5 separate regions of the Homo sapiens genome follow, and regions 2, 3, 4 and 5 are each linked to region 1. A link is a loop called in an ENCODE intact Hi-C map of the cell type or tissue named here. Cell type or tissue: B cell. All regions are shown on one strand.

Evidence for each region. Hi-C counts contacts between places; a loop is a spot of excess contacts. Peaks named below come from ENCODE experiments on the same cell type or tissue, not always from the same donor. Only the 100,000 strongest peaks of a DNase experiment are listed, where the experiment ranks them.
Region 2: it touches region 1 in a loop (14-fold over the local background); 18 of 110 quality-filtered maps call a loop at or near these places.
Region 3: a loop joins it to region 1, with 16 times the contacts of the local background. A loop is called at or near these places in 4 of 110 quality-filtered maps.
Region 4: it touches region 1 in a loop (17-fold over the local background); 74 of 110 quality-filtered maps call a loop at or near these places.
Region 5: it touches region 1 in a loop (8-fold over the local background); 59 of 110 quality-filtered maps call a loop at or near these places.

The regions. Positions count from the first base shown.
Region 1 is chr9:89,601,015-89,606,014 of GRCh38, reverse strand. GADD45G (growth arrest and DNA damage inducible gamma) reads right to left here and starts at 1,003. Exons shown (of 4, transcript NM_006705.4): 1 at 841-1,003; 2 at 482-583; 3 at 135-348; 4 at 1-46. The coding sequence starts at 893. LOC105376139 (a long non-coding RNA gene) reads left to right here and starts at 999. Exons shown (of 2, transcript XR_930105.3): 1 at 999-3,275. RefSeq lists a silencer at 1,634-1,683 and an enhancer at 1,294-2,192. In B cell, a CTCF peak has its summit at 2,847 (motif pointing left); DNase peaks (open chromatin) are centred at 74, 1,094, 2,224, 2,814 and 1 weaker place; H3K4me3 peaks cover 2,816 bases; H3K27me3 peaks cover 2,402 bases.
Region 2 is chr9:90,216,634-90,221,633 of GRCh38, reverse strand. It overlaps the pseudogene OR7E31P. Among named protein-coding and RNA genes, the nearest start is that of MIR4290HG, 180 kb to the right of the region's middle. In B cell, CTCF peaks have their summits at 1,696 and 1,900; a DNase peak (open chromatin) is centred at 1,933; H3K4me3 peaks cover 436 bases.
Region 3 is chr9:89,317,091-89,322,090 of GRCh38, reverse strand. It overlaps SECISBP2 (SECIS binding protein 2), which reads right to left and starts at 3,591. Exons shown (of 17, transcript NM_024077.5): 1 at 3,479-3,591; 2 at 2,294-2,439. The coding sequence starts at 3,514. RefSeq lists a silencer at 3,232-3,551 and an enhancer at 3,722-3,941. In B cell, CTCF peaks have their summits at 2,890 and 3,090 (motif pointing left); DNase peaks (open chromatin) are centred at 2,470, 3,280, 3,450 and 4,510; H3K4me3 peaks cover 2,192 bases; H3K27ac peaks cover 3,412 bases.
Region 4 is chr9:89,917,029-89,922,028 of GRCh38, reverse strand. No RefSeq gene overlaps it. Among named protein-coding and RNA genes, the nearest start is that of MIR4290, 100 kb to the left of the region's middle. RefSeq lists an enhancer at 684-853. In B cell, CTCF peaks have their summits at 2,294 and 2,497 (motif pointing right); a DNase peak (open chromatin) is centred at 2,498.
Region 5 is chr9:90,868,238-90,873,237 of GRCh38, reverse strand. All of the region lies in intron 7 of SYK (spleen associated tyrosine kinase), which reads right to left. Among named protein-coding and RNA genes, the nearest start is that of SYK, 69 kb to the right of the region's middle. In B cell, CTCF peaks have their summits at 1,818 and 2,017 (motif pointing right); a DNase peak (open chromatin) is centred at 2,017; H3K27ac peaks cover 2,865 bases.

The DNA.
Region 1 (5,000 bases):
TGAGCTTCTCCAAGGCGGGATCCTTCCAGGCGTCCTCGTTGGGGTTCTGCGGAGAGAGAGCAGGGTCAGCCTGGCTGGCCGCGGGCCGAGGCGGGAACGACACTGGGGCGGGGACAGGACGGGACTGTACTCACCGAAATGAGGATGCAGTGCAGGTCGCCCGGCGCACCCGCCTCCTCGCCGGCGCCCACGATAGCCGCCAGCCGCTGCACATCGCCCACGCGCACTATGTCGATGTCGTTCTCGCAGCAGAAAGCCTGGATCAGCGTAAAATGGATCTGCAGCGCGATGTCGCCCTCGTCCTCCTCACCCGCAGCCAGCACACAGAAGGTCACATTGTCGGGGTCCCTGCGAGGGCAAGGCGGGGACCTAGGTCAGAACCGGCTAGCCGAGTTCTCCCGCCGCCACCCCTCCCATCCGCCAGTCTCCTCGCCATTCACCCCCGCCCCTGTCTCCCAGCCTGGGCCGCGTCTACACTTACACGTTCAAGACTTTGGCTGACTCGTAGACGCCGGCAGTGAGGCAGCCCTGACGCTGCGCCGACAGCAGCAACTCATGCAGCGCTTTCCCGGCACCCTGCATCCTGCGGAGGAGCCAGCGCAGTGAGCGGGAGCCGGCCGGAGGGCGCGGCGGAGACCCCAGCCCCGGCCACCGGCACACACCCTTGGCTCCCCAACTCCAACCACACTCCAATCCCGGCTCAGCGCCTGCACCCCGGCTCTCCAACCGGGATCTGGCGCCCGGACCCCCGCGCTCCCCTCCTACCCCGCGGATTCCCACCCTGGAAAACCCTGACGGTCGCCGACCGACCAGCGGCTTTCTCAGCGCCCTGAAACCCACCTGGCTGTGCTTTCCGGAACTGTGTCCTGGCCGCGGACTTCTTCCAGAGTCATAGTGCGATCAACCAGCAGCTAGTTATCCACAAGCGGAGAGCGCGGAGGGGACGCGGGCGAACACACTGACAGCCAGAGCTCAGCACGGCGCGCCCACCACCAGCGAGTGCGCCCCTACTACGCTGCGCGCCCTTATATAGGCTGGTGGGTGCGGCGCCGCCAGCTGGCGCGAGGCTGCGCGCCTATTGGCCGGCACCCGCTTTCTGATGTAAATGAGGCGGCGAGCCAGCGGCTCGTGCCAGAAGGCCACGTGGGGAGGGGTGCGGGGGATGACAATGCCTCAAATCTGCCGCTTTTGTTGGGGTGTTACCAGGCAGACTGGAGCCTGCAGATTTCATCTCGCCTGGCTTTTTTTTTTTTTTGAAGTCCTTAAAAGGAAAAAGTAAAAAAAAAAAAAAAAGAAAAAACCCAACCCACAAAAACCTTGTTTGCTTATATGATGCTGCAATTTGCGAAAAGCACCTTTATAGAAGCAAAGGGATTTTTTTTTGCATTTTGTATTGCTACCTTTCTATTTGTTTCTTTTCTTTAATTTGAAGTCTATGAGACTGTTGCATTGGAGCCAGAAATTAAGGTAAAAACAGGTAGCGCCAGTTAGAGGCTTGCAAAAGGCAGTGGGCACAGCCCCCTGCAGCTGACCACTAGCGTCCCGAGCGCGCTGGTGATGCCTGCCAGGCATACTCAATGTGTACATTGAGCCGTCTCTGGAAGATCCCACCCCACCTCCCCGCCCTTGGCCGAGCGCGGCGGGGCGCGGGAGACGGGGGCGGGCGGGGACGAGCAGATTGCGGCCGGCGCACGCCGCTCGTTTGCATTTCTATGGAGGGCGCACAATAGCAGAGGTCTGGCGTGTGGCGGTTTGCTGTAGGGACAATCGAGGCTTTCTCTTCATAGCAACACTGTCCACCTGCCGCCGGGTGGGGTGGGCAGGACCCCGCCGCGCGTGGGGGTCGCCGGGCTGCCTGGCGCGTGGGGTCGAGGCTGAGTGCCACTCCGTGGTCCCTGAGTGCACGCCCCCAGTACTGGCCCTGCTACAAGTAATTCCCTTCCATCCGTTCCTCGCACGGGTGCCGAACAGCCGCGCGAGTTGGGAAGGACGGAGAGCTGCTGTGCAGTCTTCGCGGCTGGACGCCCTGTGGCCGGGACCCCGCGGCTGCAGCCCCTGGAGCTTAGGTAATGCAGCTCGGAATCTTTCCCGGGGCGCCATCTGCAGGCAGGTTAAAAAGATCCTGAACCCCTTTTGTCCTCCCCTCCCCCCAACACACACACCCTTGCATTGGCCTGGCGCGGGGGAAGGGCGGTGGAGAGGGACGGCCACGGAGCTGCCCGGCCGGGCCCAGTGAGCCCTGTCCAAGCTGCGCATAAATAGAACCCGAGTAAGGGCTGCAAAACGCATTCAGGTGGGACTGCAGTTACCCTGGGGAGTAGAGGGCAAAAGGAAATTCCCATCCAGTACTGATGGAGTAAGAGCCCCTACGTCTTATACCATGTTGAAATATCTTAATTACTTAAATGCGCATATGTAAAAAGCCTTTTTTCCGGCAATGGAATAAGTCTGGAAGAGATCTTGGGAGAGTTTAATAGGCTAGAGGTTGCTGCCGTTTGACCATACACGCTGGCACTTTCAGAGGATTCACCCACTGAGCACCTTCTGTGCTACGTGAAAAGGCGCGCTGGGGGACACCTCATTGCTTCCTTTTTTTGGGTGAAGCCTTGGAGACTGGCCAGGACAGTGGCGGGCCGGGTGGATTGGATGGAAACCCGGGCCCTGCCGCAAGACTGGGGCGATAATGGGAAAGTAAACAACGCCGTGGCTTTGTTCCTTTCATTCAGGCTTTCTTCAGGTGGGTGGTGAATGTACAAGGTACTTCTGAATTTGTTATGGGGAAGTTTCCATTCTGCGCTTGCAGGCAGGCACTTCTGCCAAGGTGAGAAGCTGGCGTCTTGCGCCCCCCAGCGGCTTCCTGGCAGAGGAGAGCTGCAAAAGCCCGGCCCTTCCTGGATTCTAAGAATGAAGAGCTTGCTCTCCTAGCATTTCTGAACTCCAGAGGTGTCTCCTAAGGACGGGGGGAGAGGGGAGGGGGAAGCGGAGCCAGGCGGCATTATGCCCCGTTTGTTCGCTAGTTTCTTTTCTTTCTTGATGTATAAAATGATGATATGCCTTGATTGGATAAAATATGTTAATTTTAAGTGATTGGAATATAGGTATTACTCTTTTAAAACTATTAAACTTTTCTTTTCTTTTCTTTTCTTTTTTGAGACGGAGTCTCGCTCGGTTGCCCAGGCTGGAGTGCGGTGGCACAATCTCGGCTCACTGCAACCTCCGCCTCCCGGGTTCAAGCGATCCTTCTGCTTCAGCCTCCCGAGTAGCTGGGACTACAGGTGCGCCACCACGCCGGGCTAATTTTTGTATTTTTAGTAGAAACAGAGTTTCACCATGTTGGCCAGGCTGGTCTCAAACTCCTGACCTCGTGATCCACCCACCTCGGCCTCCCAAAGTGCTGGGATTACAGGCATGAGCAACCGCACCCGGCCTACTATTAAACATTTCTTAAAATGTATTAGTCCCAGGTCCCCAGGACATGCTGGAAATAAGATTTACTTAACATGCTAGCACCCACCTCTCCAATTTATGACGCTAAAAATCTGCCTACATGCCAGGCCAGAGAAAACAAAGGCTAGGCCTGAAGCCTCAGCCCCTCCTCCGAGAGGAAGGCCACTAATGAACACTCCCGGCTTCGAGTTGGGGGTGGGTGCATTTCCAGTCCCTCCTGAGCTAGCCTGGACCAGAAGAGATGATTGACGACCCCTGGGGCTGTTCTACTCTGCTCACATTTTTAAAGTATTCAATTTCAGGAAACTGCCTTTTTGACATATGATACAGCCTCACTTTGCTTTGTTATGTCAGTCCCAATGGCCCCAAAGCCCCCATCTCAATTGGGAAGAACAATTTTGTCTGCAGGCAAAGGTGGCCTTCCAGCAGACCCACCACCACCCTTCAGTTCAGACACATGCTGAAGCTTCTGGGCCTGGGATGCCCCTGTGTTGAGGAGTGGGCAATGCCCACTAGAAGTTTGAGGATCCAGAATATCCCACTACACGGCTTTGTGGCCACAGCTCTCCCAAATTGCATGCAGCAAGGGACTTGGCCTGCTCTGTGCTTCAGGTCACAGGTGGCTGAGATGTTGTCCTGAGCTTCCTGTGACTGCACCCCTAAACCTTCCCCTAAATCTCAATAATGCAGGTGATGGTGACTTACTTAAAGGGATATCCTCAGAGATGCTCTATTCTAAAACCTTTTTGGAAATGTTTATAGTTGAACTGTTTTTATTAACACATTCTCTAAAATGTGCTTCTCATTCTTCCATGGCTTGACTAGGTCATTGATGGGCAGATGTCTTTCATTTGGGTACAGAAGGAAATGAGCTTTAAGTAAGCAGTAAGCTTTATGAGATATTCTTTGTTGTATTTTCACAAGTTACTTATGTGTGGAGAGTGCACAACATTGTTATTAAATAGCAGGTGTATGCCCTTATCCTACCCAAACAATGTGCCAGAATCCACGACCAGTCAGCCAGAGGCTGTGGGATGCAAAGCTGGCTACGCACCAGCCCCTTGCAGACTGCACGTGGGATTTCTTTGGCCTATGAGGCGTCTTAGGCAAAGTCAAATTCACTGCCACTTTTCAAAGTTAGCTGCATTCATATAAACATCTGGATTTCTAGCTTCTCTTGGAAAATGGGTAGATTTGGCCATGATGTGCCTAGAGTCCCCTCCCCACCTTGGTAACCTTCAGCAGGGGTCGGGGGCACTGGGATCCCGCATTGGGCACTGCTCTCCCATTCACCTCAATCCCCACCAGACCCCAGCTGAGGACACCTGGCTGCTTTGTTCATTTACATCACCCTCCTGTCACCTGCAGACATTTGCGCTTACAATCAAGAAACTGAAGTTTGAAGCACAAAATAAAGGGGCCAAGTTCCTAAAGATGAAGCCAAAAAGGTTGAGCATCATTTGTGTCTCAGCTTGTGCAGGACAGTGTCCTATGTCAGCACAGGGCTCTTGGAGCACTCTGGGCTGGCCCGTTTCCAAAAGGTTTCATGTTGC
Region 2 (5,000 bases), 620 kb before region 1:
TCATCCTCTCCGTCCCTGGATATTAGGAACAATATCCCTAGGGAGTGTACACCTCCTGCAATATTCAGACTAATATCATCCTCTCGCCGCCTGGATATTAGGATCGATATCACAAGGGTGGTGTGCACCCCCGGCGAAATTGGAAGAAATATCATCCTCTCCACCTTTGGATATTAGGGACAGTATCACGGGGGAGGTCTCCGCCACCTGCGATATTGGGAGTCATATCATCCGCTCCCACCCAGGATATTAGGAACAAGATGACCGAAGGGATGTACACCCACTGCCATATTTTCAATAATGTCATCCTCTACCCCCTGGCTATTAGGAGTAACATCATAGAGGGGTGTACACTTTCTGCGATATTCGGAGTAATATCCTCTCCCCCACGGATATCGGGAACAGTTATATTAATTATTAATATTAGTAAATATAAACAATAGTAATCATTTATATTAATAATTACAGTAGAGACAGTAAAACTTAGTACGGATTGAAAATATTAACGGTTACTATAAATAATTAATAGCAATATCACTATTAATAATAAAATAATGATATCAGTAATTAATGTTACTTCAATCAATCATGAGATGTTGGTAATAAAACAATAATTATTAAGATTAATAGCTACTATTAAAAATGACATTAATATTAATTATTTTAATCATGCATAATCATATCTTGAAAATAAGCATTAATGATTAATAACGTTATTCCATTAATATTACCATTGATAATTATTAACAAGACTGATGTTTAATAATTCGTAATATTATTAGTGCTAATACCGCAGGGGGTGTACACCTACTGTGATATTGTTCCTAATATCCAGGAATGGAGAGCATGATACTAGTTTTCATATCGCAGTAGGTGTACACTCACCCTGTGACACTGATCCTAATACCCAGCGGGTAGAGTATGCCATGACTGCCAACAGAGTAATGAATGTACAGCCACCCGGTGATATTGCTCCTAATATTCACGGAAGAAGCGTATGATATTACACCCAATATCGCAGGGAGTGTAGACCTCTTCTGTGATATTGTTCCTAGTAGGCCGAGAGGGAGAGGATGATAATAATTCCAGCATCGCAGGCTTTGTTCACCCAGCCTGTGAAATTGTTATTAATATCCTGAAAAGGAGAGGATGATATTACTCCCCATAACAGACAGATGTGACTCCCCATCATAGAGCAGGAGGTGAACACCCACCCTGTGATATTCTTCCTAATATTCAGAGGCCGAGAGGTTGATGTTACTCCCAACATCGCAGGAAGTGTACACCCGCGTGTGAGATGGTCCTTAATAATATTCCAAGGCGGAGGGGGTGATATGACTACATATATGACAGAAAGTGGACACCCCCCCAGGGATATTGTTCCCATGATTCTGGAGGGAAGAGGATGATATTACGTTCACTACGACAGAAGGTGGACACGCTCCCACTGATATTGTTTCTAATTGCAACGTGGGAGAGGGGGATATGACACGCGATACCGCAGGGAGTAGAAACACACCTGTGATACTGTTCTTAATATTCAGGGAGGAAGAGGATGATATTACTCCAATACTGACGGGTGTACATTCTCTGTACACCGACGGTGTACACCCCTCTGTGAACCAGTTCATAATCTCCAGAGGGGGAGATGATATTACTCACAATATGGTAAACAGGCTGTGAGACCACCGCGGATCCTAAGAGCCAGGGGGGCGAGAGGGGCTGGCTCTCAGTCCCCGCATCGCGGGGGGCGCCTCGCCCCCCTGCGATGGGGGTCCTAAGAGCCAGAGGGGCGAGATAGGGGTGATATGACTGCCTGGATCTCGGGGGGCACTCGCCCCCCTGGAACGTGGACGGTCATATCCAGAGTGTGGGAGGAGGGTGTTATTACTCCTTGCATGGCAGGGGGCGCCCGCTCCCATGCGATGTGTGTCGGCTTATCCAGGGGCGGAGTCGGGGGTGATATTAGTCCCCTCAAGGGGGGAGGTCACCCGCCCCCCTGTGATGTGGATCGTAATATCCAGTGTGGCAGAAGTCGGGTGACTTTAGTCCCCGATTTTTCCTAGGATCCTTTCTGTACTGCCACCCTCGGTTCCCACCCTGGGACATTATCTTCCATATTCTAGCAAGATGCGGCTGCTAAAGTCGCAGGGGTATAAACCCTTCATTATTATTCGTAATTTTGTAGGGGAATGTTAAAGCTGATGTCACAGGACTCCGTACACTGTGATGTTATTCCCAATATCCTAGCTTTCCCTTAATAATAATGTCACATTTTGTGTACACCTTGTGGTATTATTCTTATTCTCCTAAGGGGAAGTTGCTTTTATTTTCACACGGGGTATGTTCCTTTTAATATTATTCATAATGTTCTAGAGGGATGTCACTCCTTATGTCACAGGGTTTGTACACCTTGTCAATTTACTCGTATTATCCTCATAAGATGTCACTCCTCATATCACAGAGGGTGTACACTCTGTGATATTGTCGTCATATTCTAGGGAAATGTTACTTTTAATGTCACAGAGGGTGCACACCTTGTGAAATTATTCGTTATAATTTTGTGGGATGTTACCCCTAATGTCACACGGCATGTACAGACAGTGATGTTACGTGCAATATGCTATGGAAATGTTACTCGTAATTCACACTTCCTGTACACCCTTTAATATTCTTCGTAATCTTCTAGGAAAACGTTACTGCTAATGTCACAGGGCCTGTAGACCCTGTCATAAAATTCCTAATATCCTAGCGGGAGTTCACTACTAATTTCACAATGCGTGTATACCCTTTGATATTATTCGTATTGTCCTGAAGAGATGTTACTACTGATGTCCCAGTGCAGGTACATTCTCTGATCTTATTGGTTATATCCTCGAGGGGGTGTTACTTCTAATGTCACACGGGGTGTACTCCCTGTGTTCTATTTCGTAATATCCTAGGGCAATTTTACTTTTAATGACACAGGTGGTGTACACATTGTGATATTATTCGTGATATTCTAGAAAGATGTTACTCCTAATGTCACAGGGCTGTACACCCTGTGATAGTATTCATAATTTCCCAGGGGTCTATACTCCTATTGGCACAGACGATAACACCCTGTGACATTATTCATGATATTCTAGCGAGATGATACTCCTCACGTCACAGGGGGTGTACACCCAGTGTTATTATCCTTACTATTCTAGGGGGATGTTACTCCTAATGTCACAGAGATGTACACCCTGTGATATTATTCATAGTGTACCAGAGGGATATTAGCACTAACGTCACGATGCGTGTACACCTTGTGATATTATTTGCCATATCCTAATGTCACAGGGGGTGTGTTCCGTGTGATAGTCTTCCTAACATCCTAGACGGATATTGCTCCTGACGTCACAGGGTGTGTACACCTTGTCACATCATTCATAATACCCTAAAACTACGTTATTCCTCAGATCACAGGGCGTTCACCGTGTGATATTTTTTGTCATAGTTTTGTGGGATGTTACTTCTAAAGTCACACGGGGTGTACACAGAGTCACACAGTGATATGAGTTGTAATAGTTTATAGACATGCTACTCGTAAATCACAGGGGCTGTACCTCCTGTGATATTATTCGTAATATTCTAGGGGAATGTTGCTACTATTGTCATGGGGGTGTACACCCTGTGATATGACTCATCATATCCCAGTGGGATGTTACTACTAAAGTCACAATGCCTGTACACCCTGTGATATTATTTGTAATATCCTAAAGAGATGTTACTACTAAGGTTGCAATGCATGTACACCCTCTGATATTATTCGTTATATCCTCGGGGGATGTTACTCCTAATGTCACACGGGGTGTACTCCCTGTCATATTATTTGTAATATCCAAGGGGGATGTTATTTTTAATGTCACCGGGGGTGACATTACGCATTAAAGATGTGTATTCAATGCCTGTGATACTATTCCTAATATCTTAGGGGCATGCTCTTCCGAATGTCACATGGGGTGTACACCATGTGTGTACACCTGCTGTGATATTATTCGTAATATCCTAGGGGAATGTTACTCCTGATGACACAGGCGGTGTACACCATGTGTGTACCCCTCCTGTGTTATTATTCATAATATCCTAGGGGGATGTTTCTTTTAATGTCACAAAGAGTGTACAAAACGTCACAGAAGGTGTACACGTTGTGACGTTATCTGTAATACCCTAGAAGGATGTTACTCCTAATATGTCACAGGGGTGTACACGCTTTGATGTTATTTATAATGTCATAGAGAGACATTACTTCAAATATCACAGTGGACGTACACACATAGTGTATACCCTGTGATAGTATTCGTAATATCCTAGGGAGATACAACTCCTGATATCACAGAGCGTGTACCCCTTGTGTGTACACCCTTGATATTAGTCGTAATATCCAGGGTAAATATTACTCCTCATATCACAAAGTGTGCACACCCTGTGATATTTTTCCTCATACTTTAGGGAGATATTGCTTCTAATATCACAGTGGGTGTACCCCATGTGTGTATACTCTGTGACAGTATATTCTATATCCTAGGGAGGTATTACTCCTAATATCACAGTGGGTGTTCACCCTGTGATATCATTCTTATTTGACCTTTCTGCCTTTTTTAACCCACACTACAAAAGGAATGGAACAGATAAGAAGATATCAAGATTACACCGTGCTGCCGTGCGGCCGCCGCAGGACACTTTTAGTATCCCTGTTTCTCAGGCTGTAGATGAAGGGGTTCAGCATGGGGGTGACCACAGTGTACATCACTGAGGCCACCGCAGCCTTTCTCGGGGAAGATGACACATCTGAACTGAGGTACCCTCCAACGCCTGTTCCATAAAATCAGCAAACGACTGACAGGTGAGACCCACAGGTGGCGAAGGCCTTATACTTCCCACCTTATGATGAAACCCTCAGAATGGAGGAAACAATTTCATAGTAAGAGAAAAGGGTCCCCGAGATGGGAAGAAAACCAAATATGGCAGCAGGA
Region 3 (5,000 bases), 280 kb after region 1:
TGAAAGGTACTGGAGGAGGACAAATTCTGTAAAAGGTTACTATACCTTCTTTAAGGAAAGATGAGGGAAGGGGACATACAAAGTTGACTTAGGATGCTATGTAGTTGAACAAGTAAGAAGGAGGAAATAGTTGTTTCAGAAACTTCTATTCCTTTTGTCACAGCAGCAAGAGATCTCCATTTACATGTAATCTGACTATGGCAATGCAATTTTTAATCTATATTAGAACTGCTCAGATAATCAATTCTCAACCATGTGAAGTCTCATTATTTCATCCCCACTTTAAAGGATCTTTTCCTTTCTAACTCTTCCTCTTCAACTTAATGCCTTCCTTATCCTTGTTTTCTTGCCAGGCGTGAATACTTTTCCTTGGTCATAAACCAAAGCTAAAAAAGAAGAGTTAAGAAAACTATTTTTTTTTTTTTGAGAGAGAGTCTTGTTCTGTTGCCCAGGCTGAAGTGCAGTGGCGCAGTCTTGGCTCACTGCAACCTCCATCTCCTGGGTTCAAGCAATTCTCTACCTCAGCCTCCCGAGTAACTGGGATTACAGGCACCTGCCACCACACCCGGCTAATTTTTGTATTTCTGTAGTAGAGATGGGGTTTCACCATGTTGGTCAGGCTCGTCTTGAACTCCTGACCTCGTGATCCACCCGCCTTGGCCTCCCAAAGTGCTGGGATTACAGGCATGAGCCACCACACCCGGCCAAGAAAACTAATTTTTAAATTCAGCACTGCCCATTCTTGAGTCTCTGATTAGTCTCCACTCATGTTACTGCCAAAATGTTCCTTTAGCCATGTGAATGTTTTCCACCACTATTTTGAGTAACTAAATACCACCTAGCAGATGGCTTTGAGCTCTTGTCACTGAGATATATTTTTGTATTTTGTTATGTGAGACACTCAAGGTAGGGAACAACTCAAGTGAGACCCATGCCAAACTCCCCTTTACAGTGGATGAAATACAGTGGAAAAATAGGGTATTCCTACCAAAGACCAAATTCCAGCATATAAAGGTAGTGTTTCAACTTTCGTCAAAAAAATACAACTTTCAGTATTTCCTAAACACAAAAGACAACTCAATCATTTTCTTATTCATTACAATTCTCATTCTTGCAAATATAATTCTAGAATTTATATACAGTACAAACTATTTTCAATTACATCATGCAGGCACAAATAAAAGGAAACAAGTTAGAATCATATCAAAGAAGAAAAAAGCATTAGGATTCTTAGATTAGAACTACACCTGATGCAAATCTTAAAAACAGATCTACAAATAAATCTACACAATTATGTGAAAGATTAATACTTTTTTTGTCTAAATTCAGCTGCAAGAGGAAGCCATTTTGTAAACCTAGAGAATGAATCCTGAGAAGGAAAAAGAAAATGTAAGGAAAAATGTAAGCCTTCTTTCAACTCAAATTTAGAAGAACTTAAGCCTGAAATGTGTAAAATTCATCTCCATATTAACAGATATAAAGTAAAAAGGTGGAAAGCAAAAGTCAACAATTTCCAAAAAATTATCCACACAGAGGCAGCTATGGTTGCTAGTCCCCTCCCCTTCGCTCAACAAGATTTTAAAATGTTAACCTTAAAAAGGAGGAGTACGTTTATTTGGTCCTTTCTTTGCCCTTCCCTCCACATTTCATCTCCCATTAGATATATGATATATTTTTAAACCATATGAACAAATGAACCTTGAAACGGGATTTTTTTTTTTTTTTTTTTTTTTTTGAGACAGAGTCTCACTCTGTCAGCCAGGCTTGAGTGTAGTGGTGCTATCTTGGCCCACTGCAACCTCTGCCTCCCAGGTTCAAAGGATTCTGCTGCCCCAGTCTCCCGAATACCTGGGATTACAGGTGTCCGCCACCATACCTGATTAATTTTTGTATTTTTGTGGAGACGGAGTTTCACCATGTTGGTCACACTGGTCTTGAACTCCTGACCTCAGGTGATCCACCCACCTCGGCCTCCCAAAGTGCTGGGATTACAGGCGTGAGCCACAGCGCCTGGCCTGAAACTGCATTTCTTATTAACAAATGCAATGCAGTCTCTACTATTTCTTTGCCGAAAATAACAATGAGTATGAAGAAAAAAAAGGGGAGTTAAAGCTTCTGTTTTTGGCACAGGATACAGTTAAGTTGTGCTACTGGCTCAGACTCTTCTTGGTTGAAGAGCATTCTCTCATCATCTGCAGAACTTTAGTGCAGTAACTGCTGAGTATTTGAAAGTCTAATCACCATTAAATCCAAAATGTAAGCCCCTAGGTAAGACTTTTAGAAAGATACATACTCTGTCACTGGTGGTTCCTGAACAAACGGATAGTATGTGGCTGCAGAGCTGGGGAAGACACATGCTTCTGAGGACTCTAACCATGCCACATTGAGCCCGGCAAATCTGGGGACAAATGGTTTGACATCTGCTGATAACTTGATGCCCTGAGGAAAAATATGAGGTTTTGGCCACAAACATTCAGAGATCAAGCAAATATAAACAAACAAAAAGACCCAAGAGGTGTTCCTAATAGCCCCAGAAATGTTCCCGATGTTGTTTAAAAACTTCTGCCTCGTAAAGACAAGAACCTGCTTGCTAACGATTTCTCCCCAATGCTTTTTTTTTTGTAGAAAAGGCAGTAGTTCAAACATTAAAAGTGAAAAATGACAACGAATTCAAGTGGAAATAAAACAACACAGATTATATAGTTTAGATCTTGGAATAAGGGTGTTTTTACCACAGATTCACTTAGAAATAATAGAACTGCACACAGTACAACTACTGCAGTCAAATACACGTGGACTGTTTAACTACAGCACCCAAAACACACTGCAGACGTTTATTTCCATTACATTTTCTTGAAAAAGTTGCACAAAAGCATATGCATTTTACTCATGAACCACTAAGTCTTGCTTTATTGAAATACCAAACCTTGCTTTGCTAGAAAATATTATCACCACGAGCCTTTGAAATTTCAATTCACTAAGATTTCTTTCTTTAGTTTTTAGTGACGTAGTAAGAGATTTACTTTCACCGAGAATTTTATGGGTCTAAAAATGATGCAAGCGATCGCCAGGGCTCCATCTAGTGGTAATGCTGAGTACGTAGAGCGGAGAATGACGTTCAGAAAAACGCAGGATCCTTTAAAACAATCTATCCGTTCCCAAGAGCGCGGGAAGCTCGCCAGAGTCCCCCCGCCCCGACTGCGGGGAGCGCCGGGCTGGGCCGCAGTCACTGCGCTGGGTGACATCGCACCACAGACGCGGCGCTAACTGTGGGCGGGGTCTGTAGCCGCTGACCGCCACCCCAAGGCGGACCCGAGGCGGGGCGCGAAGATCGCGGCCACCCGGTAGGGCGCTCCCGTGCCGTCACCAGCATCCGACCCACGCCCGCTGGACCAGCCCCGTCACCGCCCGGCCGAGCCCCCAGTGCGAGGCAGGCGGACGGACTGAGGCTGCCGAGAGAGCCCCCGTCGGCCCTTACCTCGCTTTCGGGCTCCCGCGGCCCCTCCGACGCCATGCCGCGAGGCGCGGAGGAGGCCGCGTCACGGAGGCCAGCAGCGGGCCGTCGGCTTGCCGGACAGACAAAGCGTTTCCGCCCCCGCAGGCGACGCCAGGAAGTGCGTCACAGCAAAGCGACAGAGCCCGCCCTTTCTTCCGGCCGGAAGTACGCGGCGGCGGCACTGGACCTGCGCGGGCAGCACGTGGAGGCAGTGGGGCGCTTGCGGAAAATGGGGACCCCCAGGAGTCCTCTGGGCTGGGGACCCACCGTAGCTTGCGGGAGTCTTGGATCTGCCTTTTAGTGCTGGGATATCGGAGATAGTCTCCACCAAGGCAGTAGCGACTATAAACAAGAGTTAGGCCGTGATTTACTTTTCTCCCCTGGGCCTCACGAGTCTAGCGTTAGGACGGGATGGGGTAGTCTGGAAAGGCCTCTCGCTGAGGTGACCTTTGAGCAGTCACCTGAAGAGAAAGATTTACTAATAAGGAAACTGAGGAGGCCGAGATTACTCTCACCCCCGCCACTGCATTTCCCTAAAATTTCCCCAAGATTGGTGACTTACAGGAATTGCATACCCTGTAGGTCCTACAAACCTGGAAAGCCTACAAGACTCTTGATGGTATCCTAAATTTCCAGAAACCTTAAGTTTGGAAGTAGCCACAGAAAATAATTTAAAAATCGCTCGGTTTCTTTCAAAAATTAAAAAAAGTGCTAAGATATGGTCAAGAGATGGAATAGTATAATTTTCACGAGAAAAAAAAAGTTCTACACAGAGCAAATTCGTTAAATATTGAGAGAAATGTATAAAGTGCGGCAGGGATAGGAGGTTGACCAAAAGTACAGGGAAGAATGCAGAGTGGATTTCAATAGATGGAGGAGGAACTTTCCTCTCACTCAAAGGCTTGGAGGAAAGTGCAAGTGGATTTAAGGAACAGAAAATGTCAGCAAAACAGGCTATTTGAGGAATGGGGATTAGGTTGAGGCAAATTGTAGGTTTCCTCTGTCCCTTGCACAGACGTTAACTCTACCATTGAATACGAAGTATTTCAAGCAAGTAAGGCAGGTGCAGCTCCAGTTTTTTCAGATTTCTGTCCTGGTGGGTCTCAGTTCACTACACAGCCTCTAGCAGAAGTGATCCTTAGGGTCTGGTCTGGCAGGAATTTATGCTGGAAGTTTAGGGGTAGCTGTCGCCTTCCTTTCAGCACTATTGGGTCTACCCGGAAGTGTAATGAAGTTTACTTGATTTTGTCATGTTTCTGTTGGTTACCCTGGACACAACCTATGGTAGTGGCAGTAGATTTTAGGATGCTGCTAATCACAACCTTCAAAATTTATTGCCCTCATGTGTAAAGACACCCTTTCTTAACCAATGGACCTGATGTATGCTGGCTGCTCATTTAAGATGTTTCTATAGCATAGCAATTAATTAGAATAACTCCAAAACACTTTCCTAGCAGCTAAAAAGGCAAAGGTGTTTTACAGTGTTTTTGAACTTTTAAAAATG
Region 4 (5,000 bases), 320 kb before region 1:
GTCATTTAGAAGTGTGCTCACACCTTGTAGTGGCAGAAGTACGTTATTTTGAATGTCATGCACAAAGACTAGCAAAAACTTCAGGGTAGGTGGGAGGGCACAATACTTTAACTATGAAGTACCCAGAAGAGCAATGCTTTAGCAAAACAAGTTAAAAGAGTACAGTTCATTACTTGCAAATAAAATATTGCTTTGATATTACCTCCTTCAAAGCAGAAAGCCCAATTCTCAAGAAGAACAAGTATTTTTCCGTTTTAAAAGCAGAATTCAAAAAATAGAAAGGTGTTGTGTTTCCATATTTGAAAGTTCTTGCACCCATTTCAGAAATAAGTGTATCTTGCTCTTCCTACTCTAACTGAAACAGCTTTTTAAAGAAAAATAGTAGAAGGAGACAAACACAGTCAAATCTCTGAATGACTCCCTTCATTTTAATGAGGACACATGAAGATGGCTCCCCAGGGGCCCCCTCCTTGCCTGCCCCATGTTCCTATGATAACCTGGGCTTTGTGTGATTGAAACCTTGGACCCTTGAGACGTTAGTTTTGATGGTGGTATTTCTGTTGCCATTAGCAAGGGAATTTAGAAATCCATGAACACGATGCAAGAAAGAGAGCGCCAGCATACGCGGAGCTCCGCTGCTGCCTCTGAGAGAGGCTGGTGTTTCAGGAGGAACTCAGACTCATACCCCTTTACCCCCATCTTCCAACACGAGGATCCCTTTGCACACTCACCCTGCTGTCTAAAGGTAGCGCCCTCAAATACTGTACATGCACACCGGTTGAGAAGGCCAAGTACCCCTTTTGTTTCTGTCTTGCTTTGCAAGGATTGAAAATTCTCCCTCCCTGAGCAATACAGCAGTCATCTTCAAAAGTAGGACAGATCTCAGTTGGGAAGCTCTGTTTCTGGGACACTGCCCTGAGGGTGTTTGTGAATGTGGTCGCCCTGTGAGGAGAACTGCAGCCGCCAGCAGGGACAGCTTCAGCGGATGCAGCCTGGACTCACAAGACGGGTGCCTTTTCCTTTTTATACCACTTGCCTGGCATCAATTCACAAAAGATGTTTCATGAACGAATGTTAGAACAGTGGGAGTTCAAAATAAGAGGCTGTATACCATCTTCGCCCCAGTGACACTTTCAACATTCCAGGAACGAGGCTGTATTTGTCTTCTTGGGCTTCCAGAACAAAACAGCATAGACTGCATGGCTTAAATGACAGACATTATTTTCTCACAGTTCTGGAGGCTGGAGGTCCCAGATCAGGGTGCTAGCATGGTGGGGTTCTGGTGAGGGCTCTCTTTCTGGCTTACAGATGGCTGTCTTCTTGCTTATCCTCAAGTGGTGAAGTGGGGAAGTGGGGTAAAAGGGAGGGGATAGAGAAAGAGAGGGAGAGAAAGCTCTCAGCTCGCTTATAAGGACACTAACCCCATGACAACAGCCCACTCTTACAATCTCATTTAGCCTTAATTACCTCCTAAAACCCTATGTCAAGATACAGCCATGTTGGGAGTTAGGACTTCAACATATGAATTTGGGAGTGACACAATTCAGTCCATAGCAAAAGTCTTATGACGTCTGCTCCATTTGACACTATTCAACTCACACACTTTCCCTCCTCATGCCCCAACTTAGGCTTCTCAGACAACACTCCCTGGGGCTCCTTCCTGCCTTTCCAGCCTCTCCTCCATTTCCATCCTGGCCACCGCCACCCTCCACCTGGCCTCCCAGCTGCCTTCTCTTCTCCTGCTGCCCTCCACCCCAGACGAGCTCGTTCTAACACATGGCTTTCTTGATGTTGTCTCTGGTATCAAGGAACAACATGAAGAGCTGTAGAGTCAGACCAACCTAAGCATGAATCCCAGCTCTGCCACTTCCTAGCTATGTGATCTCGGCCACATTAGCATCCCCACATCCCAGTTTCTGTGCCAGTACGGTGGGTAGAGTTCACTCCCCATTCACCCAATCCGGCATTTATTCCCTGCTGTCCACCCAAACTCCACCTTGCCACAGTCCTTGGCCTCTTGTCTCTTCCCATTTTATTTTTCAAATGTTTATTTTGTCATCATTTCCTTGCTTTTCTAATCTTTATTACATGCATATACATCCCTCAAAATATATACTGTTTAGGTTTGCATGCTTTCAACTTGAAAAAAGAATGGTGTTGTAAAGTACACATTGTTCCATGATACTGTTGATTGGCCCGTTTGTGTCTGTTTTTAAGTCTTATTCCCATGTATAAATATGTTGTTATCACTGTTTATAGGTATAACAAGCCTTTTAACACAAAATGGAAGTCAATTTTACAAAGATCTTGGTGCTTTTTCTCTACATGCCCATGGTAAGTCTGGCTGCCTAGGAAAACCACGGCTGCCCTAATGACAACACCTTCCTTGATGAGCAGCCCTGGCCTTTTCTTCAGCATTGCCTGGGGAACGCAGTGCTGGGGACTTGGCCTCCACAGCAGCATGCCATGGAGTAGGAGGAACCAAAAGGTGGCGGTTGTGAGTCAGGGTTATGGGAGGCTATATTAAGGGACCTTGAGAGGCCAACGTAAGGACATCCCAGCTCTGTCTCTACAGGTCTGGGGTGGAGGGACGGGGTGCCCAAGCAGACACAGGAAGAGAGGAGGGGATGTGAAGTAGGAAGAGGACTGCACAGGTGGAGACAGAGTGCATCAGAGCCTGTGACCTGCGAGCCGAGGGCACCAACCCAGCTGTCTGGATTTGGGACTGAGTTGAGGAGGCAGCACTAGGAGAAGCACGGCGCCATCCTATGGAGGCTTTGGGAACATCCTCTGCACTCTGCTGCGTAGGGCATAGGCTGGGCGGGAGGCTGGGGTGAAAGAAGGAAAGCCATCCCGGGCATGAGGAAGCACTCCTGCCCCGGGCAGATACCTGCTGCTCACTATTGAGTTCTCCCATGTGCCAGCCACATGCCTGCACCAACTGTCTTTTCTATTCCTCTCAGAAAGTCTCCACATTAACTACAGAATTACTTTTCTTCCCACGTTAAGGAGGGAGAAACTGAGGCTGAAAGTTTTTCCATCTGTTACTCACCGTCCCATAACTGTCCAAGGGTAGAACTAGGAACTGATTCTGTAGCTTGGGTTCCAAACCTGTCATGAAGATGCCCTGCTGGTTATGGAAAGAGGGATTGATATGTGAGATGTCAAGGGGTGATACAGACCAGGCTTGATAACCGATGGAAAAGAAAGACGGGGGAGGTGGGGCTGACCCTCATGCCTGGGTGAACCATCCTGTTATTTCTCAGGAGAGGAAAAAGGCTGTAAAAAAGGAAGGTGGGGCATTTGAGGGACTGAAGGACTTCTCTGTTAAAATGTCTCTAAAGGGGCTGGGCGCAGTGGCTCATGCCTGTAATCCCAGCACCTTGGGAGGCCAAGGCAGGCTGATCACCTGAGATCAGCAGTTCGAGACCAGCCTGGCCAACATGGTGAAACCCCGTCTCTACTAAAAATACAAAAATTAGCCAGGCATAGTGGCGGGCGCCTGTAATCCTAGCTACTCAGGAGGCTGAGATAGGAGAATTGCTTGAACCCAGGAGGCGGATGTTGTAGTGAGCAAAGATCGCGCCATTACACTCCAGCCTGGGCAACAAGAGTGAAACTCCATCTCAAGAGAAAAAAAAATGTCTTTAAAGGAACACAAAAGGGATTCTAGAGTTCTAGGGAGAGTCGGAGGTGAGCTATGAAAGACTTTGATGACTTCTCCCCCACCACTCATGTGGTACTCACTGTTGCCAGGGAGGGCACTGGATGCCCAGACGTGACCTTGCTGGACCCCACACTCCTATGAGATAGGTTTTGTCCCCCATTCATTCCCTCCACAGTGTGTGCTGGCCACTGCCCTGGCCAGGTGCTGCTCTGGGATGGGGCCATGGCAGCCGGTGAGGCAGGCCCAGCGTGTTCACCTTGTGAGGGTGAGCAGAGAGCACAGAACTTTCTGCAGAATCATCAGGACGGGCCCCTCTGAAGCAATGACTGAGTGAAGGGAAGAAGCCCGCCATGGAGGACACTGTGGTGTGGGCAATGTCCCTGAGGCAGGCGCCATTTTGCCGAGCCCGGGAACAGAAGGAAGCCTGTGAACGTGGAGGGAGCAGGTAAGCCCAGGTAGGGAATAGGATATGTGGAGAGGCAACTGGGCTGGCTGGTGGGGTCTTTGTAGTTTGAATTTATTCCAGTGTGTTGGAAAGCCATGAGAAAGTTTATGCAACAGAGACGTGATTGTAGAGATACAGTAAGAGACCAGTTAGCAGACCAGTGGGTAGTCCAGGCAAAAAATGATAATTGCTGAAACTAGAATGGCAGCATTGAAAATGAGGAATGTGGATGGATTTGGGAGGTATTTCAGAAGTAGGTTGGGATGGGAGTGTGATGTTAGAATAACAAGGTGGAAGAGCCCAGAGGAGGTTCCTTGGCTTGGGTCATGGCATATATTTATGGTATTAGTCTCATCTTATACCTCAGCAGTGATATTTCTATAAGATTTGTAACCATAACATAGCTACATTTGCATGTTACGCTTACACATTCATAGCATGTAAGAATATTTGTATAGTACTTGGAACAAATCGAATACTTCACAATTGCATTTTTAAGGAATTTAAGGTATGACAGGAAAAAACTACAAACTGTTTATGGTGGTTACCTAACTTGAAAACTAGTTGGGGCAAAAATTGAGTGAATAAGGGAAAAAAAAAGACATAATGAATGCTAAGTCCAATAAATCATGGCTAGTGTCAGTGATCCTGCTGAAGTTGATTGACAGCACGCTGTCTGAGGACCCTAGAGAGAGGCTCTGAGTCAACAGCCAGAATGGAGCTGTGCCCTGCTCTGACCAAGCCAATCCTCTACCTGGCCATTGTAGGAGAATTTCTAAAGGCTAGCTTGTTACTGTAGATCATATCACAGCAGGTTAAGGGGATATTTTAATTTTAAAAATCTTAACTACTGATCAAGTTTTTCCAACCACAGATGGTGGAGAATAG
Region 5 (5,000 bases), 1.3 Mb before region 1:
ACAGAGACATTAAGCTTAACGTGACAGTCACTTATCTTATGACACACACTAAATCCTCATGTGCCTTATTCATATTACAAGGCGAGAAACCAAAAGCAGAATAATGAGGTCACAATGCACCACTACCGCCACTCAGCCATTGTTTCCAAACACCCGGACCTTCTTCTTTCACACGGTCTGCTGAGCACTTCAGAGGCAGACATTGTTCACCATGGCCCAAGCCTGTTGACAAGGCTAAAGGACATCTGGTCTTATTTGTAAAAATGATGTCGATGGGATCTGTTTTGTCACAGAGTATCTCAGCACTTCTACTGAACTGATTAACAGAAGTAACTATGACACATCAAAAATAAAAATAGAATATAAGCTCAAGGAGGGGGAGACATTTATTCACTGCACTCGGAACTGTGCCACGTCCACAAGGACGCTCAATAAAAATGTGTTGAACAAACACATGAATGAATGGATGGGTGAATGAATGAAAATCACTTCTAAAAACTAGGAGATGTGAAGTATAATCTAATGTGCTTTAAAAATTAGCTCTCTCTCAAGCCTTTATGCTGATGAAGAGAAATAAGAATGAATAATTCCAAATGACAATCTATTTCTTTTAAACATTTACATATGATTACAGGACTGTGCTGTGGTTTCACTTCTGATTTATAATATAATTATCCTGCCTCTGGAAAACTGTCCTGACAGAAACTGGGTGATCCCCTAGGCTTTCTGTCCTCCTCTTTTGCCCAGTTTTCTCCCGCAACCAATTCTAGGCTGAAAATAGTTTTATTTTTTTTAAAGTCTCTTTCAAGGTTAATATTTACTGTCATTTCAACTCCTTTGATTTTCCCTGCAGGCAGGCACATTCTGAGATCCAAAGACAAAACTTGAACAGATGTGGAATTAAAGGATGTCCTCGGACTAGCCATCACTGGTGAGGAGAGGGACCATCACCTCTTCTTGACATAAGACCTCCTGTCCCTCCCACTGAGGACATTATCCTGGGGTTGCAGCCTCTCTACCTCACAGAATGTTCTCCAGACCAGGAGGACTTCCAAATGGCTTGTTCCAATTAAACCAGAACGCAATTCCCTGACATATGAATCCTGCAGGGAAGAATTTTAAAACAGAGATGGGGTTGTCAAAATATGCTGAAAGGGATACTAGGGTGTCAGGAATGAGTAAGAATTAGTAGCGATGGACACAGAGAATCTAAACCCCTGGGCACAAATAATTTATACTCTCACTAGCAGTGTGTTGTTCACCCCTAGTCTATCTTGGCTTATGGATAGGGAAACAGATGGGAGATCTTCCTCGGAAATTAGAACTCCACGTTTATAGCCAATAAAGCTTGGGGCTTCATTTCCATGCTGCCCAACACAGACCACTATGTGATTATAAGCCTTTTAAGCCAAGCCACAAAGAACCCTCATGTCTCTCAACAACCCCACATCAACTCTCTCCTACCCAGATCCCTGGGCTCCCTGCCCCTATCTCTTTCTGGTGACTAACAGGACTGGAGCAAAGAATGATGCCACAACTGGAAGAATGTGGAAGAAATGGGAGGTTTCCTATTGAGTCAGTTAAAAGAACAGTAGTTACTTTATGATAAAGATGAAGATGCAAAATCCATGCTTCATCTTTCCCAAAGCACTTGGTGAATATGCCACTTAGTAGAACAATAACCAAAACAATCTCTAAAAGAAAATGCTCAGTTAAAAAGAAAAATTTGAGGAGTTTGTAAAGAATGAGCACAGTGGCATAATGATAAATTGTAAAAATACTATTCTTAAAAAATGTAATGACATTTAATTTTAATAAAAAATATATTTCCGGTCTACATTACTATTAACCTTTTATTCTTTATGTTTGCATTTGAGAGAGCCATTCTGTCCCAATCAATAAGTGTCATCTGTTCTGCACAGTGAGCAACAAGGTGTAAATGAAATGTTGACCATTCCACTTTCTTCATTTTTGCTAATACTCAGAACAGGCTCAAACCTTCAGTCCACCGCTAGATGGCATTAGCCACCTTCGCTTTCTACCTTCCAAAAGAACAACTGGTGACTTTTCTTTAAATTTTATAAATTCAGGTAAGGATATCACTCTGCAATAATAAGTCCAGTTATAAATTATTATCCCTGATTTCCTATTGGTAAGGTTTAACTGCGAATAGAAAATGTATTTGACAAGCATTCTTTGAGTGCCTATGTTTAAAAGCTGGTGATCCAAAAGTGAACAAAAGAGGAAAAAATTATTGGTCTGTGGAACTGATAGGTCCATTCAGAGTTTCCTGATTCCAGAGTATTGCCAAGTGTCCTAACATCCATTTACTAGATCTTAATTTTTACTCCCAGATTCTTGGGCCATTTTCAAATTAGGCAACAGCAGTAATGCAGATGACAATACAGTCATTAGTCATCACAATAATAGTGACAAAAGAGCCAGCTGGCTTTAGAAATATTGGCTGCAATAAACTAGGTTTGGTTTCCTTTTTTTGGTGGAATTACCCTGGTTCAGTAGACCCCCACAGGCGAGGGCAGACTGTTGGCTGGGGAATAGGCTACTATTAGCTTTGCTCTGAGATCCATGAAAATAACACTTGACCTCTGCAATTACTGTTCTCTTACAGTGAAGATCTAAAATCTGTTCCTTTATAATTATATGAAAACACATTTTCTCAAGGGTCTGGTCTACTAAGGCATTACCAAGCAACAGGGTACAACTTGAGGATGTTTCTTTCTTTTTTCTCTTCCCACTGAGCCCTGTACTTAAATGTAAGTTTTAAAATATTATAATCACCAATGTATGTGTTGGAATAAAACATGAAAAATGGGTTTTAATTGGAAATTCTGGGACACATTTCAGTTTAATCCTCTTAGGGGATGTGCCTTTGAAATGCAAAGCTGAAAAGTTCCCTGGAAGTCTTTTTAGAGATGTTGCTGTTTAATTTCCACCTATTTTCCATAAAAGAAGGATAAGGTTCTGTGCTTAAAGCAGCAGAGAAAGAAATTCCAGGACTAATATTGGGAGGGGTTTAATTCATTTAAAGACTACTAGTTGTATTCTTAAGTTAATTTTGTTTATACTTTATAAGTATGTTACTAATTTCTTTTCTTTTCTTTTCTTTTTTTGTTTTTGAGACAGAGTCTTGCTCTGTCTCCCAGGCTGGAGGGCAATGGCACGATCTCTGCAATCTCCACCTCCCAGGCTTAAGTGATTTTCCTGCTTCAGCCTCCTGAGTAGCTGGGATTATAGGCGTGTGCCACCACGCCTGGCTAATTTTTGTATTTTTAATAGAGATGAGTTTTCACCATATTGGCCAGGCTAGTCTTGAACTCCTGACCTCAAGTGATCCACCTGCCTCGGCCTCCCAAAGTGCTGGGATTATAGGCATGAGCCACTGTGCTTGGCAGTAAGCTACTAATTTCTAAAGACAAGTTTAAAATGCATCAGCCTGTTAGTAATTTTATGAAAAATTTAAATTATCTGATTCATAATCATCTTCAAATCTAAACATACTTTTCATTAACTATCTAGATGCTATAGGTAGTTCAAGTTCTAACATGTATTTTTTGTGCCTGAATTATTAAAACAACTATGTACACTGAGCAAATTAACAAGTTCAAGAAAGTTATTTATCTCTTAGCTAACATGATGGGACATTTGACATAATTCTCACAATTCTTTTCTCATGACTGATTACATAATGGAAAGTTCCCCATTTGTTTGTGAAAATATACATATTAGCTCTAAAATATTTCTGATAAGCAATTAAAATATTTTTAATCTATAGCTTAAACCTTACAACCTTGATCTTTTAAAAATTATCTGTTGATATTTTTGGCCTTATATATGTGTCATCATTAGTAATATTTATTTCCAGTTTCTTATTTCTATAAAAAATTCAATGTATACTTTAAAGTTCTTCTAAACTTAAATAGAAAGCAAACTTTTTTTTTTGCCAGAAAGGTATTTTCACAATATTAATCAGATTAATTACTCTCTACTATTTAATTTTCTGTTTTAAAAAAATTGATTAAAATTTCTTAACAGGTTCAAATTTAAAAAGATACAACAGAGTTTACAATGAAAAGTGGGATTTCTTAACATTCCCATCTCTTACTCCAGAGGCAACCAGCATTGCCAGCATTTTCTGTATTTTTCTAGGATACTGTATACGATATCAACACATTCTGCATATATGTATGTGTATGTGTGTGTTGCAGGACATTGACTTTTACACTTAAAATTATATTTTGAAAACAATTCTAGATCTCAGCTGCCTCCCATAGTAGCAATTTTACTGTAACCAATTTCATTTGTTTTCCATTGATAGGCATTTAAATTATTATCAGACTTTGTCAATTATACAATTTTGGAAAAAACACCTTCACATGTACATGATTTCACACAAATGCAAGAATATCTGTACATACTTAGAAATAAAATTGCAGAGCCTTTCTTACAGATTGCATCATTTCAGACTTCCCCAAGGAAGAGTGAAAGTGCTTATCTACCATGCCTTTACTACAGTGTTATCAAGCTTTTAAAATTTGGATCATAGGTGGACACAGTTAAGCACCATAGTTTTAACTTGCATTTCTCTTCTCATGAAGTTAAACAACATTTCATATGTTTAAGAACTATTTATATTTGCTTTACTATAAACTACTACTGATATTCCCTGCCAATTATCCTAGTAGACAGTTAATATTTTTGTTAATTATTTTTAGAATCTCTTTGTATATTAAAGCTATTAATCTATGTGTCAGCATTAGTGCTACTTACTCCCAGTTTCTCATTTCTCTTTTGATGATGTTATGGTTGTTATCTACACATATACTTCTTTATTTTTAGGTGGTCACTGATATTTTCTTCAACTTTTTTCTGACATGTTCTCCTGTAGTCTAAAGATGCACCAAAACTTATTTTCTAGGTATTTCTTTAGCCACTGTGAGTAATCTGTGGGGGTGTTTTGCCTTGGGTAAACATGAAAAACA